Linked DNA regions of Homo sapiens: regions 2, 3 and 4 are each linked to region 1. A link is a loop called in an ENCODE intact Hi-C map of the cell type or tissue named here. Cell type or tissue: PC-3. All regions are shown on one strand. Region 1 overlaps KIAA1549L (KIAA1549 like). Region 2 overlaps FBXO3 (F-box protein 3). Region 3 has its middle 4.6 kb from the start of KIAA1549L. Region 4 overlaps KIAA1549L (KIAA1549 like).

Region 1 (2,500 bases):
ACCACAAAAGCAGTCATGCCTGTTTTGGGGGTACCGGGAAACAAACTACCTGCATTAGTGGCTGCACCTGTCCATTTCTTGGGGTGCTGAGAAGCCCGCAGCACTCTGGAGGAGGTCCTGGGAAAGACACTGGTCGATATAGAAGATTCAGCAGCAGAGTGATATCCCAAGATGTTCTGGAATGGTGTGGAAGCATTTCTCTCAGGTGATGAATTGATGTCACTGGAAATTTCAGAACCTGTATCTGTTCCATCTGAAAGCATTTCCTGCAAGCTACCTGTAGAAGTTGGTCCTGGTGAGGTTAGCAAAAGAGGATGTGCTGGCTGGTTGGGCAACTGTAGCTGAGGATGAGACACGGAATGTCGAGTTGTGGGTGAGTAATATGCAACTTCAGCTGTTTGGAAGTCTCTGGAATGGTTGTTATTGCTTGTGGGCCAGAGGTCTATATGGCTTCCAACCATGGTCATGTCTGACTGTTGCACAGGCTGCTCAATGCTTGTACCGAGGACTAGATCCTGAATACTAAACCCTTCTGCAGTCACTGAATGCCCAGCAGTATCTTTGAAATCCTGAGATTTTATGGCATCGGCAGCTGAAGTTAAACCATTGGGAGGAGCTGTTGGAGCTAAATGAGTTTCCCAACTTGTGGTGCTAATTGTGTGTCCATTTAAATCATAATTTGTTTGCTGCTGCAAGCCAGATATTATTGATTCTGTGGAAAGAGATCCAGTTTCTGCTGAAAGAGAACTCCAGAAAACATCTGTGGTTGCTGGCTTTTTCATGTCTCCTATTGTTAAGGAATCATATACATCCATGGAGGAGGGCGATGCTCTCACCTGTTTGGAAGCTGAAGCTGGCAACCCAGAATGGTCCACAGCAGCTGCATAAGCCTCTGGCTTGGTGCTGGAAAAGCCAAGAGATGGGAAAACAGTCTGGGTGGCTTGTATGGAGAGTATGGAAGGTAGAGGTGGTCCTGAAGGAAGGGGATTCGTCCTTGGTGCTGTAATGATGGGAGATGAGACACTACCGGTGCTGAAATCAGAGACAAATCCATTTACAGTGTGAAGACTCAAAACCTCTTTCCTTGGAAAGGCCTGGAGAGGAATCGTCACATTTGCCTCTTCATTCTTCCCTAAAATGGCTGTCACACTGTCCTTTTTCCACCGGGGAAATGTCCAAGATGTGGAAAGAAGATTAGGAACTTTGCTTGAGAGGAGCAAGTCTCTAGTTGCAGGAGGGGACCCATCACTGCCCTCTGCTGGAAGAGTGGGCATTTCTGGCACAGGAGATGGGGAGGCATGATTCTCTGTGGGCTGGAGGAAAGTAAGTATGGAGGGAAAGTCGGCTGTCCCAGTTGATGGTGATGCGGGAACCGCCCCAGAAAGGATGGCTTGCTCTTGACCCAGTGTGGTGATATGCAGAGAAGGCACCAAAGAAGAGGTGTGTTCTGCCGAAAGGGCGGGCCCTCTGGAATTCTCTGGAGCTGCTGACAAATGCAGCGGGTTAGCAGAGTCATTTGCAGTGGCAGAGGCTAGCTTTCTGCTGGTCATTTCTATGGCCCCTGATTCTGCAGTCTGGAAAAGTGGAGGCTCAGCCTCATGGGTCGCTGTTTCTGTATTCTTAAAAGTTGGCAAAGACACCCCATTGTGCACTCTTCCAGGCACCCCAGCTTTGATCTGCTGGGTGGATGCAGGACCTGAAGCCACTTCCAACATTGACCATGAGGGGCTTCCATCTGGAAGCTGAAGAAGACTTCCAAGTGCTGGGGGAGGGGGAGACGGATGGGACAGTTCTGCCATGGGGCTCAAAAACCCAGGTGTGGATGAACCTGCTGAATGGGGACCCTCTGTTGGGGACAGCTCGGAATGCCATTTTGTTGAGGATCCAGAAACACCTAGATGAGGGATGCCTATGAGATCCTGGGCATTTTGGGATGCAGTGTGGTCCATTTCATCAGAAAATGGGATTAAGGGATTAGCTATGTTCTGACCTAAAGAGGGGTCGGCTGGAGCTGTTTGGGGAACTAACAGCACTTTGGGGGATTGCTCTGCTGGCTCAGAGATGATGGAATGAGGTGAGTCAGGAGCCAATGAAGAGGATGGAGGTAGAGGGAGGAGTGGGGGAATGTCTGACCTTGGGGGATGCTTTGAAATGGAGGAAGTCCCTGCCCATACTGGCTGGGATGGGGGGACAGCACTGAAGGATGTCCCTGATGGGACTGTGGACAACGAGGGGAGCATGCTGGTGAGAGGCAAACCTGACACATCGGCTGCTTCTTGTCCCCCTTTAGGCCCCGGTTGGACCAGGGACTCGGTAGAATCCTTGGAAGGTTCGAGGGAGGCGCTATGTCCGCTTCCTTGGTAAAGGGAAGAAGAGAAGTCCGCGTGAGCCCTAGTTCTGTGGTGTGTCTTGGACGCAGGGGTTCGGGCTGACTGTGGCAAGCTTGTGTTGTCAGAGGACTGTCCCAGCACGGTCTTGATTCTGTCTGCTGCTGAGGAAG
Region 2 (2,500 bases), 200 kb before region 1:
GTCGAAGCAAAGGAGCAGCACGTGTGGAGGTTCCGAAACAGTAATGTGCTTGGTGTGCTTGACCCAAGGAGGCCAGTGTAGCTGGAGTGCAGTGAACAACAGGGAGAGGGGCTGGAGATTAGATCAGAGTGTTAATGGGGTGGTGGATCACGTAACACCATAAAAGCCTTGGTGGAAGGACTCTGGCTGACATCACGCCCCAAGTTGCCCCATACTTTCCAGAATACCAAGTAGGTCCTTGCTGTTCAGAATTCTGTTCAATGTAGCAGCCCCTCCCATTGCGTCTTCAAATGTGTGAGAGAGAACATTGACAGCAGAGTAAGTCATGGCTTGATTACAGACATTGCATGGGCAGAATTGACATTTCCAAGAGATATTCAGATGCATGTTCAACATCACTACTGTCCTAATCTGAGAGCCTCCAACAAGGTAATTTTAAAATAGAGGCTGTCATTTCCTTCCAGTGTGGGTTGATCTTAGATATATACTTATAACGAATCGGCAAAGTGACACTGTGATTTCTGAGTTAGAAAAAGGTAATATTCCTTCAGCCTAGGGTTCTGTCTTTCTCTCCTGGGACATGTGTCTTTGACACCCTGAGCCACCATGTAAGAAGTCCAGCTACCATGAAGCCGTCATGCAGAAGAGACCATGTAGAGACATCACACAGAGATAGAGGGAGGCACCCAGGAGCCCCAGCTGTTTCAGACTCCAGATATTTGGATCATCCTGCGCGGGTACCAGACATGTGAATGAAGAAGCTCGTGAGATGACTGCAGTTCCAGCTACCATCGGACTGCAACATCACGGGACACCCCAACCCAGAACCACCCCACTGAATACTTCCCAAACACCAACCCACATGAACCATGAGAGATAATAATGACTGTTGCTGTTTCAAGCCACTAAAAAAATAAAAATATTTTTTTAAAAAGTAGAGGCTACTGATGGTTGAATTGAAATGATGTGTCTTTATGGTAGGAGCTCAATAAAAATCTTAGATCTCTTGTTGACAGTGCATAAAAGTTACCAGTAGAGGTCATACTTGATTAATATTTTCATATCCTCTTTTCTGTAAGTATATAGCTTAATAATTATTATTCAGTATATGAATATAAGCTCAGTAAAACTGTATCTTGGATTGTTACAAGTGGTCTGTTTGCTACCTTCTGTGAATTACCAACTACTGTGTAAAAAATAAGTACTGGCTTAGTGAAATATTTACCATTAAAACCATACTGAGCTGGGCTGGGTCGCATGCACCTGTAGTCCCAGCTACTCGGGAGGATGAGGTGGGAGAACTGCTTGAGCCCAGGAGTTTGAGGCTAGCCTAGGCAACACAGCAAGAACTCGTCTCTAAGAAAAAATAATAATTTTTTTAAAAAGAAGATCTTCCATTAAACAACAACAAAAAAATCACACTGAGCATTATTTAACACAAGATATAGAATCCACTCCAGAATCTTGCATCAGCATGTGTGTTGTGAGAATCCACTGTTCAAGTCTATGGAAATTCATATTTGGCGTGTCTGGTTGTTTGAATTCTAGATAAATGAGAATTTACATGAAATAACTAAAAAACTGATAGATGCTCTTCTTATCAAAAGATTGTTTTCTCTTTCAAGGAAATGGGTCCTGATGAATATGAAGAGATGGAAGAAGAGGAGGAGGAGGAAGAGGAGGAAGACGAGGATGATGATTCAGCAGATATGGATGAATCAGATGAAGATGATGAAGAGGAGAGACGGAGGAGAGTCTTTGATGTTCCCATTCGCAGACGCCGCTGCTCACGCCTTTTTTAGCAAGCCTTCTGCTGATGGAAGCACTAGGATGATTCTAGGCTGTTAAATAGATTTCTCAATAATGTAAATAACTAAATTGTTCTCTGCATATAGCAGGAAAACTAGCATGAAATATTGTTTCAGGCCCTGGGTTCTATGTGACACTACATTAGGAATTGGATTGTTTGGGTTTGCTTTGTGTTTTTGAGGTAGAGGAAGAAATGGGAATCTTTTTTTTCTCTTCCAGGAGTCAGTGGAAGAATAGTTCTCTAGCTAAGGAATGGACATACCTTTGTTTTAAAATATTTTATACTTACAAAAATCTAGAAATGGAGAGGGAACTGTTTTGAATAAGGATTTAAAATACCTGCACAAGGATAGAGAGAAACTATGTGACTCATTCTGTGAAAAGACTTCTTGCAGTTGTGAGTTATTTAGAAATGATCAAAATTTGTAATTAGGCTAATCCATTTAGTGATTCCTAATATTTTGTACTCACAGAGAACTAATTGACTAAACAACTTGAACGCTAGTGGTTTGTCCTTAGACAATCTGTCTTTGAATTTAAAGTCTTTATCGCTAAGACCTTGACTTTAAATTTTTCATCACTACAACCTTGAATTTAATTTCAGGTCTTCAACATGATGACCTTGGATTTAATTTAAAGTCTTCAACACTATGCGCTTTATCATATTATTCACAGATGCATTTTTGAAATG
Region 3 (2,500 bases), 170 kb after region 1:
TATCCAGGAGGAACCACTCCGGAAGGGTTCTCTGCTGGAGCAGGAAGCTTGGTGAGATCTTTGACTGATGAGTCATTGATTGGTGGGTGACTGTATAGACTCTGAAACTTTACTCAGATTTAAATTCAGGCCTTACCGTTTACTAGCTGTTTAACTTTGGGCACATCATATAGAGATTACTCTATATCTCTCACCTATAAAACTGGAAATGATAAGAGTGACTCCCTCATTGAATTGTCTTGAGAATTGAATTGATACATGTCAAGCATTTAGAAGAATACTTGACACACAGTAAACACTCAACCAATCTTATTATATGACAATTGCAACCCTCTTAAACCATAAACTCTTTCATTAATTTTAGTCTATTTCTAGGGCTTTGGGGCTTTCTCAGTGTGTAAATTTATTGCTACATAGCTTTCAAAAGTCAGTGTGTTTTGTGCAAAGCATTTTGTTAGGCTGGGAAGAAAGAACAATCTTTGGGCAATTGTTTCAGGCCCACAACAGAAATTTCTGCCATTCATAGAGGGGAAATCTCTAGGCCTCTGCTTTCATTCTTTTTAAAATAGGCAGCTATTTCTCCTCTAGTCAAGAACTCTGTTGCTGACACTCCTTGCTGGAGCAAAGCCCAAGTCTACACTGAACTCCTTTTGTGCACCCAGGACCGTTCTAGACTCTAGGATTCCCACAGCAAGCAAGGCCTTGTCCCCACCCTCACTGAACTCCATACTTAGGAATAAGTGGGGGAGGCTGGGCGCGGTAGCTCACGCCTGTAATCCCAGCATTTTGGGAGGCTGAGTCGGGTGGATCACATGAGGTCAGGAGTTCGAGACCAGCCTGGCCAACATGGTGAAACCCCATCTCTACTAAAAATACAAAAATTAGCCAGGCATGATGGTGGGCGCCTGTATCCCAGCAACTAAGGAGGCTGAGGCAGGAGAATCGCTTGAACCTGGGAGGCAGAGTTTGCAGTCAGCCAAGATAGCACCACTGTACTCCAGCCTGGGCGACAGAGTGAGACACCATCTCAAAAAAAAAAAAAGAGTAAGTGAGGGAGATGAGTAAACACTCAATTATGCCACAGTTCAGTATATGCTGTCAGGGGGGCGGGAAAGGATGCTGTGGGCTTCTGCAGAGGAAACTGCTGAGAGAGGAGGTTAGGGAGGCAAGCAAGGGACTGGTGCCATGGTGTATATTGCAGACATTGAGACAGAAGAAATTCAAAACAAAAATTTAAATATGGTTTTCTTTGCTTCCGTGCCCTTGAGAAAACACTGGATATAACAACGATGGGTCGTTTACTGGGCCCTTCCTGCCTGGCACTGTCCTGGCCCTGAGACAAATGCTTATCATATGGGTTCCCCGCAGACAGCAACTGCCCGCAAGGGCAAAGAGATGCAGCTGAATTAACAATGACAGAGGGCAGTAGGGAGCTTAGGGACAAATTTTAAAGCAGAGGAGTGGTGAATGTGTGTTCCAGGAAAATCACTCTGGCCACCTTGTAGAACGGGTACAACAGGGGTGAGATAAGGAGGAGGCCGACTGTAAGAAGGCTGTTGCAGAAACGCAGGTCAACTAGCTTTCCCCTCCCCCTTATATCTCAACCTGTTTTTCTAAAAACAGTTTCCCAGGCCCACCCCAAGGCCCAGCACATCGGGCCCAGCAAGACGGTAACAGCACCCACTAGGACCAGCCCCTAGACTCCAGGGTGAGTGAGACTGATCTCAGTCCTCAGGGTGTCCCCCACAGCAGCCTAGCTACTCAGTGTTTGTTGACTTCAACTTGACATCCATTGATGACATTTCAGCTCCTCCAGGTTCTGGCTAATTATCCTCTAAATCCTCCAGGGGGGCCAGGCTCAGTGGCTCACGCCTGTAATCCCAGCACTTTGGGAGGCCTGGGCGGGTGGATCATTTGAGGTCAGGAGTTTGAGACCACCCTGGCCAACATGGTGAAACCCCATCTCTAATAAAAATAGAAAAATTAGCCAGGCATGGTGGTGCACACCTGCAATCCTAGCTACTCAGGAGGCTGAAGCAGGAGAATCACTTGAACCCGGGAGGCAGAGGTTGCAGTGAGCCGAGATCATGCCACTGCACTCCAGCCTGGGCAGCAGAGTGAGATTCCGTCTCAAATAAATAAATAAATAAATCCTCCAGTGGGAGGAGGCAGGGTCTTTTGTTTGTTTTTTAACGATCAAAGGTCAATCTGTCTCTCACTAATACTTCTGTTGCTTTTGGGATTCATCCAATAGCAGAGCAGAGATCTGGTCTAGCATTTGACAGTATGGGGCTAGCTCATTTTTACTGTCTCTCTTTGCCCTCAATTTCTTGTCTCACTGTGTTGAGACTATTTCTTGGGCTCTGTGGGGTGGAAACCAGGATTGGTCATTGAAAATCTCAATGATTTACAACCTGAGTTGAAGTCCTAACTCCATCACCTAATAACTAGTAACCTTGAGAAAACTTTAAAACGCTACCACACTATCCCTTTCAGAAAC
Region 4 (2,500 bases), 88 kb before region 1:
ACTGTACTCCAGCCTGGGCAACAGAGCAAGATCTGTCTCTCTAAATAAAAAAGTCCAACTACAAGTGTTCCTCAAGCAGCAGGTACTGTAGCAGGCACTGTGATGGCCTCAGCATCCATCTCCTTCTCTCCCTGTGTTTCAGCCAGGGGGGCTAGCTGGGACTAAGCTGCCCCAGCTCCATCGATGGGGCCTGACCAAGTTAAATTAATCAGTGTAATCTCCCCGCATTCACTGCTACAGTGATTCATGAAGGGCTGGACACTTGGCATATGATGGCTCAGTCAGAGTAAAACCCATAAACCTTGTCTTGAGGTTGGGAAAAGAGAATTCCCTCTTGCACTGGTCCATACAGGATGTAGATATGAGGCCTGGGATTTCTTACCAGAGTCCACCTGTGGATACAGCCAACACACAAGGGAACACAGACCTGTGTATAATGCAGAGGAACAGACTGGGGCCCCAACCAAACCATGCCTGGATTTACCGTAAACAATTCACCCTGTTCATGTTTTAAGATCGTTTAAGTTGGAGTTTCTGTTGCTTTTGCCAAAGGATTTTAGTGGATAACCACCATTCACAGTGAACTCCAAATGGCAATGGACATCAGCCTATGGTTTTGATATTCCGTCAAATCTAATGTGTATTTGGCTCAGAGCTAGAAACGTGACCCATTTTTTCAAGTCTCAGCTCAGGAGTCACCTCTTCTGTTTGACACACTTGTTTGTTCATTTGCCCAACAAATAGAGACACCGCATCTACTGTGTGCCAGTTACTATTCCGAGTGCTGTGGTTTCAAGGATAAATAAAACATGACTCCTGTCCTCGAGGAGTTGCATGGGGAAATAACACAAGTGAACTAACTAATGGAAGTTGGAGGTGAAGGCTTTGATTGGGGTATCAGGGGCTACTGGAACACAAAGGAGGGGCCCATAGGCATAGGGGCCAGGAAAAGGTGCTGGGGAAGGTCATGTTTAAACCAAGTTCCAAAAGCATTGCTTAGGTCAGTAGTTCTCAGCCAGGAGCAGGTTTGACCACCAGGGGACATCTGCAATGCCTGGAGACGTATTTTGGTTGTCACAACTGGGAGGGGCTTCTGGCACCTCAGGCATAGGTAGAGACCACGGATGCTGCTAAAAACCCTGTAACGTACAGGACAGCGCACCATATGAAGAAACTCTACAGCCCTAAGTGTTAACAGCGAGGAGGCTGAGCAGCCTGGGCCTGGATGAAGCAGGTGGGAAGGGAGATTCCAGGCGGAGTGATGCATGCATGCAAAAACCCGGAGATGAGAAACCACAGGACAAGTTTGGGGAAGGTGTTCAGGCTGGAGCCAAGGGGGTGGTTGAAGGAGTAACACGCGTCAGCTAGAAGGGCACATCTGGGCCAGCCAGAGCAGAAAAGTGCTGAGCTGGGAGCTTAGAGTCTGAGTTTTATCTCCAAAGCTATGGGGAGCTCCTGGAGGATTTTGAACAAGAGTGTGTGTTTTAGAAGGATGTCCCTGGCAGCTGTCTGGCAGCTTCAGCAGTGGTGAGTAATGGAGACAGTACTGGGCAGTGGCTGTGGGACAGACAGGAAGGAACAAACCCTCAGGAGCACTTCCTCTTCCCATCCAAGTTCATTGCCACAGTACGTTGCACGTGCCTCCACCTCTCTCCTCCACTAGTAATTACCTGGCCATGCACGAAAATTAATACATCTTTCCCTTCTCCACAGAGCCTCACACGGGTTGATACAGTGGAATCTCATACAAAGCTTAGATGCTAATGCTAATGCCAGCCAGCAGAGTAGGTAAAAATCATGTAGAGAAAAGCCCTTGAAAATCTCTTAAATCGGGAGGAGCCAAGATGGCCAAATAGGAACAGCTCCGGTCTACAGCTCCCAGCGTGAGCGACGCAGAAGATGGGTGATTTCTGCATTTCTATCTGAGGTACCGGGTTCATCTCACTAGGGAGTGCCAGACAGTGGGCGCAGGTCACTGGGTGCACGCACCATGCATGAGCCGAAGCAGGGCGAGGCATTGCCTCACTCGGGAAGCGCAAAGGGTCAGGGAGTTCCCTTTCCTAGTCAAAGAAAGGGGTGACAAACGGCACCTGGAAAATCGGGTCACTCCCACCCGAATACTGCGCTTTTCCGACAGGCTTAAAAAATGGCGCACCAGGAGATTATATCCCGCACCTGGCTCGGAGGGGCCTACGCCCACGGAGTCTCGCTGATTGCTAGCACAGCAGTCTGAGATCAAACTGCAAGGTGGCAGCGAGGCTGGGGGAGGGGCGCCCGCCATTGCCCAGGCTTGCTTAGGTAAACAAAGCAGCCGGGAAGCTCGAACTGGGTGGAGCCCACCACAGCTCAAGGAGGCCTGCCTGCCTCTGCAGGCTCCACCTCTGGGGGCAGGGCACAGACAAACAAAAAGACAGCAGTAACCTCTGCAGACTTAAATGTCCCGGTCTGACAGCTTTGAAGAGAGCTGTGGTCCTCCCAGCATGCAGCTGGAGATCTGAGA

What was found. Hi-C counts contacts between places; a loop is a spot of excess contacts. Peaks named below come from ENCODE experiments on the same cell type or tissue, not always from the same donor. Only the 100,000 strongest peaks of a DNase experiment are listed, where the experiment ranks them.
Region 2: a loop joins it to region 1, with 8 times the contacts of the local background. A loop is called at or near these places in 54 of 110 quality-filtered maps.
Region 3: a loop joins it to region 1, with 9 times the contacts of the local background. A loop is called at or near these places in 29 of 110 quality-filtered maps.
Region 4: it touches region 1 in a loop (4-fold over the local background); 3 of 110 quality-filtered maps call a loop at or near these places.

Annotation. Positions count from the first base shown.
Region 1 is chr11:33,541,904-33,544,403 of GRCh38, reverse strand. KIAA1549L (KIAA1549 like) reads right to left here. Exons shown (of 21, transcript NM_012194.3): 2 at 68-2,500. Among named protein-coding and RNA genes, the nearest start is that of C11orf91, 160 kb to the left of the region's middle. In PC-3, CTCF peaks have their summits at 1,072 and 1,271 (motif pointing left); no DNase peak of the experiment used is centred here.
Region 2 is chr11:33,741,210-33,743,709 of GRCh38, reverse strand. It overlaps FBXO3 (F-box protein 3), which reads left to right. Exons shown (of 11, transcript NM_012175.4): 11 at 1,626-2,500. The coding sequence ends at 1,802. Among named protein-coding and RNA genes, the nearest start is that of CD59, 6.0 kb to the right of the region's middle. In PC-3, a CTCF peak has its summit at 1,040 (motif pointing right); no DNase peak of the experiment used is centred here; H3K27ac peaks cover 995 bases.
Region 3 is chr11:33,370,248-33,372,747 of GRCh38, reverse strand. No RefSeq gene overlaps it. Among named protein-coding and RNA genes, the nearest start is that of KIAA1549L, 4.6 kb to the left of the region's middle. In PC-3, a CTCF peak has its summit at 1,405; DNase peaks (open chromatin) are centred at 47 and 1,107; H3K4me3 peaks cover 3 bases; H3K27ac peaks cover 1,539 bases.
Region 4 is chr11:33,630,137-33,632,636 of GRCh38, reverse strand. All of the region lies in intron 16 of KIAA1549L (KIAA1549 like), which reads right to left. Among named protein-coding and RNA genes, the nearest start is that of C11orf91, 69 kb to the left of the region's middle. In PC-3, a CTCF peak has its summit at 1,011 (motif pointing right); no DNase peak of the experiment used is centred here; H3K27ac peaks cover 453 bases.